Regions from separate parts of the Homo sapiens genome. Here region 2 is linked to region 1. A link is a contact called in ENCODE Hi-C or POLR2A ChIA-PET data. All regions are on one chromosome and are shown on one strand. The core of a region is the stretch at or near the end of the contact, and the rest is flanking DNA. Distances in the headings are between cores, read along the strand shown.

Region 1 (4,170 bases), core at 910-3,409:
CAGTGGTGCAATCTTGGCTCACTGCAGCCTCCGCCTCCTAGGTTCAAGTGATTCTCATGCCTTCAGACTCTCGAGGATTACAGGTGCCTACCACCACACCAGCTCATTTTTGTATTTTTAGTAGAGACAGGGTTTCACCATGTTGGCCAGGCTGGTCTCAAACTCCTGACCTTAGATGACCCACGCGCCTCAGCCTCCCAAAGTGCTGGGATTACAGGCGTGAGCCACCGTGCCTGGCCAGAAAAAGCTATTGTTAAGTGATTAAGTATGCACTGGCTATGAAGTCACCTATCTATGTTTCTTGGAAACCTTTTTAGGTTGCGTTTTTAAAATGTGAGTCTACTTTTCTTATCAAAGGCAACGGATATTAGAAAATTATTTATTCTCATAAAATTGTGGCAATGCTTCATTTTTCTGGCAACCTCTTGTCTGATTATCTCTGAAGTTTGGAATGCAGCTGAGAACCAAGATACAAGCAATTCAAGACCCCCATGAGCAGCTGAGAAAAATTACTCTCAGTCTGTGTACCCAACAAGCCCCTTAGGCCTAGAAAAGCCCCTAGGAATTCAAGTCTTATTTTCTTACCTTAAAGCAACCTCCTCAAGCTGGAATTAGAAGTCTAGAGCTGTGCTGTCCAATATTGTAGCCATGAGTCACACATGGCAATTGAGCCCTTGACGTGTGACAAGTCCAAATGGAGATGGGCTCTGCATGGAAACACACACTGCATTTCAAAGACTTAGTGTGAATTGAGAATGTAAAATTTCTCATTAATAATTGACTATTTTGGTGATATGTTGACATACCCTATTTTTGATATACTGGTTTAAATAAATAGATAATTAGAATTAATTTTCCCTTTTAAAAATTTTTTAATGTGCTAACTAGGACATTTTCAACTACACATGTAGCTCACATTATATTTCTAGTGGATCATGCTGGGCTAGAAGGTAGAGTCTCTATTAAGGGAAGCTTATCAAGGCATGGTTTGGCAGTGCAGTAGAAGACTGAGAGGTTATTTAAAATGACACAGTAAATCAAAGAGCATAACTGTCTTAAGGAAATGTAACATAGGGACAAACAGACCAATACATTGAGACAGATTCTGAAAACAGTGCTGCATTATAGAAAGCAGAAGCTGATGTTGACCAAGATTGACTTGCCAAAAAAGTGTTCCGATCATAACCTCTTTCGAGAGTGCAAGCATGTGTACTATGTATGACAACATTCTAACAAGATAAACAGAAACAATGAGTAAATATGCTTTCTTGTGGGTAATAGGATTTCCAAATGTTGACCTTAACCATGTGGTTAAGCATCTCAGGATATTTTACATGAAATCCTGAGGCTTAGAAAATTAGCTCATCTTGCATTCTTGGACCGTGAGAGCTGCAAGGAGCTTCCAAGAAAATGTGCCGAGTGTTGGGGCTCCTCCCTCCAAGTCCCTGTCACTGAGAAGCTTGTTAAATGGCTTCCCCAGACACCCATTGCCCTGGAAAGAGCCACCCATCAGAGAGACAGGCAGAATGGCGGTCCCAGCTTTTACAGCCCTGAGGCCTGGCTCCTCACTAAATATTTCCATCAAGGCAGCTCTTGGGAAGCGAGACAACAGCCTCTGTTTAAATGCTTTATTAGCCCAGTGTGCCACCTCAGGTCCTTTTTGGAAGCAGGCTGAGTATAAATTTCAAATAAATAAATAAGATGAGTGCAGAAGCAGCAACTGGGGCCAAGAATCAGAAGGATGGTTGAGACTTTGCCATTTGTTGGGGACATCCTTTATAGATTTCCTGCCTTCAGCATAAAGAAGGACTCGTGGGCTGACTTTGTTGTTCATCAGGAAATCTGATACTGCCCACCCCACTCTTGCCACTTGAGGATTAAATTCCACAGAAGAGAGTTTTTTTCCTACCTTCTCTATGTTACGTGGGAGATGTAGAAATGATAGATCTTCCTCTCAAGTTGCTGAATGAGTTTAGGGACAAAGGCAGTGAAAAAAAAAAAAAAAATGACCAGGACCCAGGGCAGAAAGGACAGGAAGGGACATGTGTGAAAGTTCAGCAGAGGGAGCAGTTGCTGTTGGCTGAGGAAATCAGGGAAGGCTTCCTAGAGAGAAAGACCGAATATAAATACCTCTGGAAACTGGGCCTGATTTTGCAGTGCCACTGACATGCCCCAGCTGTTCAGAGCAGGTCTTAGATTGGGTCTCCTGGGAAACAGACTGTGGAATGGAACCAAGTATGTAGGAGTTTACTGGAGACTGCTCTTGGGAACAGCCCCTTTGACGGTCTGAAGGAAGGCAGAGGGAGAGGGCAGCCATGGCAGAGGCCTCAGCGATCCCGTGGGGAGCCCTGGAGTCAGAATGATCCTTCAGCGTAATCCCAAATGGAAACAAGAGGCCTGGGCCTTTGTGGCCTGCAATTACCAGTCAGCTTCTGTAACCTTGGCCAGAGGCAGGTTCTCAGCTGGGCAATGTCAGCAGCCACTGTTTTGACAGCTGGAGGGATGAAGGGGCTCCTGGGGGATGCACCGCAGCATCCACTGCAGAGGGAGGCCGGCAGAGAACGCTCTGCAGAAGGCTTTATCGTCCACTTACTCACGAATGCAATAGCATTTACTGAGCACCTGCATGACAAGCACTCAGACACACAAGAGACCAAGACTCGGTCCCTTCCCTCCAGAAGCTTGCAGTCTAGTGGAAAGATAGGCTCAAACACAGCTGTCACTTGGCAAAGTGCTAACTTCCATCTTCAAGCTGCATTGAGCATGATGAGAGTTCAAAGCAAGAAGCAGTTCTGCCCAGTCGAATCAAGGAAAACCCTCCGAGGAGAGGCCATGAGTCAGGCCTGGGTCTGTGTGCAGGAACTCACTGGGCTGAGAGGGAGAGAGGTGTGTTCCAGGTAGGGGTAGGGGGGCAGGCAATAGCACATCCTCTGAACCGGAGCAAGTCTTAGTTATCCTGGACTAGGCAGCTGGCTCTTTGAGGGGATGGTGACACCCGCCCTCCCCTTTGCCCCTCTCCAGCTGAACCGCAGAATCAGCAACATGGACGACAAGGTGTATAAGATGAGCCGAGCCCTGGCTGAGATCAAGAAGCGGTTTCAGAAGACAGTGACTCAGTTCATTAATTCTATCTTGCTGGCCGCAGGTAAGGAGGCTGAAAGGTGGGCGAAGGCCTATCTGTTGGCTTCCCCAGTCCTGAGATTCTGGCAGGTCATCTCAAGGGACAGACCTTTACTTTACCGCCCATTCCATCTTCAGTCTGAATGTCCAGGGAAGTAGGCATAGCAGAGATATTTCCCCATTTTAGGTCCCACTGGGCTCAGGTCACTTAAGGCCACACAGCTAAGAATAGTGACGTGAGCCCACTTGCATTTCTGAGCTCTCTCCCAGAGTGTCTTGCACATCTCCATGAGATTGTCTTATTTTCCTGGGTTTCTCGGTAGCTGGCTGTGTCCCTCTTGTTCCCCACCCCACATCTACATTCACCTTTAGCTCCATTTCTCATATCACCCATCATCCATCTGGAGCCCCTGCTCCTCCCTTCTTTTTGTGGATCTCAGAAGAGAAAAATGCAATCACCTCTCTAGGCTGTCCCTGTTAGGCCCACAGAGATCCCCCAAGGCCAGCATGGGTGGCCTCAGGACCCTTCCACCTCTGAGCCCCTCTCCTGACTGCTGATGGGCCTGGGAACAAGGATACATTGATCCTATTCTGTGTCACCCCCTGGCTGGGCATGGAGGGGCTGTGCTTCCCCCACTGTCTCTCTGGGGAGTTTCTTCTCGTCCCCAGAGATGTCGATTGCCCCTTTCTCTGGGAAGCCTTCCTTGACTTCCAATCGGTCACACCTCCTTTGGGCTCCCATAGCACTTAATTATTTATTTTTTCTTTTTTTTCCACACAAGTGAAAGAAAGGATCCCACAGCACTTTGTACATGTTCTAATTATACATCTTACTACTTAGCATTGTGACTATGTCCCCCATCCTGCTCCCCCACTGGGAATTTCTGGAGTCTGGGAGTTCTGTCTTGGGGTGCCTCTGCATGCTCAGCACCCACATTTGAGAAATGCTGGTGAGTGAAGAGATGAGAGGTCCCTGGCCTTAGAAGTCTTCCAGTCTAGTAGGGAAAGCAAGACAAGAATATAAATAAATACAATACAACAAAGAAAGTA
Region 2 (4,170 bases), core at 1,001-3,500, 93 kb after region 1:
AAACTAGGACACACGTGACTGTGTACGGAAACAAGGAGTTTGATAGTCACTATTTCTAGAAGATTCTGGGTCATTGTATGGATGTCAGTGGCTGGCCTGGGCATTGATGTGGATGAAATGGTGTGGATTAGGGGTCTGATGCAGTGGCTGTTTTAACCTTTAAACCCATTGGCACTGATACCAACTTTGGCTTCAGAAATACTGAAATTGAGGTGCCAGTGGTACAGTCCCATGGAGATGTCTAAAACCAGTTAGAGCTGTGCTGGACAGTACCGTAGCCACCAGCCGCATGTGGCTCGTGAGCAGGTAAAATGTAGCTAGTCTAAATTGAAGTGTGCTGCAAATGTAAAATGCATATTAGATTTGGGACACTTAGTATGAAAAAAGAGTGTCAAACACCTCATTAATACATTTTATATATTGATTACATATTGAAATGATAATATTTGGATATATTGAGTCCAATAAAATATATCGTTAAAATTACTTTTACTTTTTTTTGAGACGGAGTTTTGCTCTTGTCACCCAGGCGGGAGTTCAGTGGCTCAATCTTGGCTTATTGCAACCTCTGTCTCCCAGGTTTAAGTGATTCCTCTGCCTCAGCCTCCTGAGTAGCTGAGACTACAGGCGTGTGCCACCACACCCGGCTAATTTTTGTGTTTTTAGTAGAGACGGGGTTTCACCATGTTGACCAGGCTGGTCTCGAACTCCTGACCTCAAGTGATCTGCCCACCTTAGCTTCTGAAAGTGCTGGGATTACATGTGTGAGCCACTGCACCCAGCCTTACCTATTTATTTTTAATGTGCCTACAAGATAATTTAAAATTGCCTATGTAGTGATACATGTGGCTCACATTCCAGGGACAGCCCTGGATTAGAGATTAGTAATGTTAGATGTTTCAGGGACAACACTGGGCCTAACATGAGTGGGAAGAGAAGAGTTTGCTGGCAGAGATCTCCCGGCAGTCTGCTTCATCTTCCCTCCTGTTAGGAGCCAGGCTGTTATTTTGAGGCCACTTGTGTCATACCCAAGCCTTAGTGGGAATGGAGCTGGGAGATTAGACCAGGCTGAAGGAGAAACGTGGGAGTCCTAATCTATGGGTGGCAGGGATCCATGCAGTACTTTTGAAGCAGAGATGTTGGGATGGAGATGGATTCTATGCCCGCAGTATGCAAGGGAGCTTAGGGGGCCAGGCAGGTGACAAGGAAGCCAGGGAGGAGGCATGGGCAGTCTTGTAGCAGAGAGATGCTGAGCTCAAAAGTTGGCAACCACTCATTTGACCGTTCCCCTTCTCTAGATCCTTCTTATCCTGCAAATCTTAGCTAAAATATCACCTTCTTTAAGAGGTCTTCCCTGGCCACAGCAGCCCATGCTTCTCTAATTCCAGTTGCATTGTAGTCTGCACCACATCTTTTATTCTGCCATGGTCAGAAGGTCCTCAGCATCCACAGATATCCATGTGGCAAGTACATCCTTTTCCAGAGATCCATGTTGGCACGTACTATATAATTTCTCCCATGAAATTTGCATGCCCATGAAATTTGGGTGTAGGCCTGGCTGGACACAGTCCTGAAGCATGCAGATTCCAGACGTGACCCCCAGCAGAAGCACACATCACTCTTTCAAACCTTTGGCGTGTCATTCATGAAGGGATGAAATGGCAGCTATTCAGTCATAATATTCCAAGGGTCCCCGGCTCTACCCTCCAGTTGTTGTAACTCAACTGTGAGTTCTCAGCAGAGTCTGTTTTCTCTTCTTGACCCTAGGAGACCCTGCCATCTGCAGTGCTGTGCGTGTAGCTAGTGGGTACCCAATGGAGTAGCTGTAGAAGGGGGGATGTAAGCTCCATGAGGGCAGCAGGGAGGGTGACAGCAAGTTCAGCCTTTTCCCATGGTTGCTGGGTCATAGAAAGTGTTTATCAGTAGCTGCTGGATGAATGAATGCACTGACCTGGACACTTCATTTGAGGAGCACAGGATTTCATTTGGTTGATTTTCGTTAGTTGGGCTGCGTGTAGAAGAAAGGTCTGTTCACTTTGTTTACAGAATGAATCTTTAGTGGAAAATCAAGGGGTTTTAAAGATTCTGGTGGAGGGCATAAGCCTAAGACAAAGCACGGGAGGTGGGCTTCACATGGATGGACGGAACCATCTGTGGCGTCCCCTGCAACTGGTGTGTAGGAGACTCTGAATGGCAATAAAGTTAATTGTACTTTTTCTCCTTTTCTCTATTTTTGTCATCTAGATTCACCAAAACCACCTGTCGCTCCCAAGCCAAAGACTACCAGTCCACTGACGCCAGTGACCGCGCCCAAATTCCCTTCCTCAGCCAGGCCCGAGAGTCTTCACAGTCCAAACTCCATGTTCAGGGGTCCGAAGCCCCCCATTGCCCCCAAGCCCAGGCTGACTGCCCCAAACGAGTGGAGAGCCAGTGTGTACCTGAATGACAGCTTGAACAAATGCAGCAACGGGCGGCTGCCCTGTGTAGACAGGGGGCTTGATGAGGGGCCCCGGTCCATCCCAAAGTGCTCTGAGTCGGAGACCGACGAGGATTACATCGTGGTCCCCAGGGTTCCGCTGAGGGAGGATGAACCCAAGGACGAGGGCAGTGTGGGGAACAAAGCCCTGGTGTCTCCCGAGTCCTCTGCGGAAGAGGAAGAGGAGCGTGAAGAGGGAGGCGAGGCATGTGGCCTGGAGGGTACAGGAGCTGGTGAGGATTCAGTGGCCCCTGCTGCTCCGGGTGCAGGAGCGCTGAGCAGGGAGGGTGAGGAAGGCACAGACCTTGCTCTTGAGGATGAAGGGGAGGGCTGCGCTGATGAGCCAGGGACACTGGAGCAGGTGTCCAGAAGTGAGGAGGAAGAGAAGCTAGTGCAGCCACACAGGGAGTGCAGCCTGGAGGACAGTGGGCCTTGGGCTGGAGAGGGGGTCTTCCAGAGCGACCTCCTCCTGCCTCACATCCATGGAGAGGACCAGGAGCCCCCCGACACCCCCGGGGAGGCAGAGGAGGATGATGAGGAAGGCTGTGCCAGCACAGACCCAGCAGGGGCAGATGAGGGTTCGGGTCCTGACAGGCCCACGGAGGACATGGGACAGGATGCTGAGGACACCAGTGAGGAGCCCCCTGAGAAGGAGGAGCTGGCCGGGGTCCAGGAGGCAGAGACAGCCACAGACTGCCCTGAAGTTCTTGAGGAGGGATGTGAAGAGGCCACGGGTGTCACAGGTGGGGAACAGGTTGACCTCAGTGAACCACCTGACCACGAGAAGAAAACCAACCAAGAAGTGGCAGCCGCCACCCTGGAGGACCATGCACAGGATGAGTCCGCCGAGGAGAGCTGCCAGATTGTCCCTTTTGAGAATGACTGCATGGAGGACTTCGTGACTTCCCTCACAGGAAGCCCCTATGAGTTCTTCCCAACTGAGAGCACCTCTTTTTGCAGCGAGAGCTGTTCTCCTCTTTCTGAATCAGCGAAAGGTTTAGAATCAGAGCAGGCACCAAAGCTGGGGCTGCGTGCGGAGGAGAACCCCATGGTGGGGGCTTTGTGTGGCCAGTGTGGCTCCCTACAGGGTGGAGCGGCCGAGGGTCCCGCAGCCCCTGATGTGGTGGTCGTGCTGGAGGAGGAGGCCTTGGATGATGCACTGGCCAACCCCTATGTGATGGGAGTGGGCCTGCCCGGTCAGGCGGCCCCTGGAGAAGGAGGGCAGGCTGCATCGGACGCCCTGGGTGGTTATGGCTCGAAAGAAGAATTGAACTGTGAGGCAGAGGGTGGCCTGGTTCCCGCGGACAGGAAGAACACCAGCACGAGGGTCCGGCCCCACTCTGGGAAGGTGGCCGGCTATGTCCCAGAAACCGTCCCTGAAGAAACCGGACCTGAGGCGGGCTCGTCAGCCCCTGGCATTGGAGGTGCCGCAGAGGAGGTGGGAAAGACGCTTTTGTCATTGGAGGGGAAGCCCTTGGAAGCCAGCAGGGCCTTGCCAGCAAAGCCCAGGGCCTTTACTTTATACCCTCGGTCGTTCTCCGTGGAAGGCCGAGAGATTCCAGTGTCCGTGTACCAGGAGCCTGAGGGGTCAGGGTTGGATGACCACAGGATAAAGAGGAAAGAGGACAATCTCTCTCTGTCGTGTGTAATTGGCTCCTCTGGGAGTTTCTCCCAGAGAAACCACCTTCCGTCCA

The links. Hi-C counts contacts between places; a loop is a spot of excess contacts on that map. ChIA-PET counts read pairs that join two places held with the same protein, here RNA polymerase II (POLR2A). Pooled maps may share reads with other maps.
Region 2: a loop to region 1 is called in a map of G401, with 5 times the contacts of the local background. The contact joins the promoter of FGD5 here to the enhancer-like site in region 1. A Hi-C loop is called at or near these places in 2 of 168 maps with a recorded cell type or tissue (G401 and heart left ventricle) and 1 of 50 pooled maps. POLR2A ChIA-PET finds 5 or more read pairs at or near these places in 3 of 52 experiments (GM10248, H1 and PC-9).

The regions. Positions count from the first base shown.
Region 1 is chr3:14,723,880-14,728,049 of GRCh38, forward strand. It overlaps C3orf20 (chromosome 3 open reading frame 20), which reads left to right. Exons shown (of 17, transcript NM_032137.5): 11 at 3,022-3,145. Among named protein-coding and RNA genes, the nearest start is that of C3orf20, 51 kb to the left of the region's middle. Within about 2 kb of position 2,160, at least 14 of the 41 ENCODE cell types and tissues checked have a DNase peak (open chromatin) inside an H3K27ac peak, as active enhancers do; they include heart left ventricle, where a contact is called at or near this core.
Region 2 is chr3:14,816,712-14,820,881 of GRCh38, forward strand. FGD5 (FYVE, RhoGEF and PH domain containing 5) reads left to right here and starts at 2,251. Exons shown (of 20, transcript NM_152536.4): 1 at 2,251-4,170. The coding sequence starts at 2,361.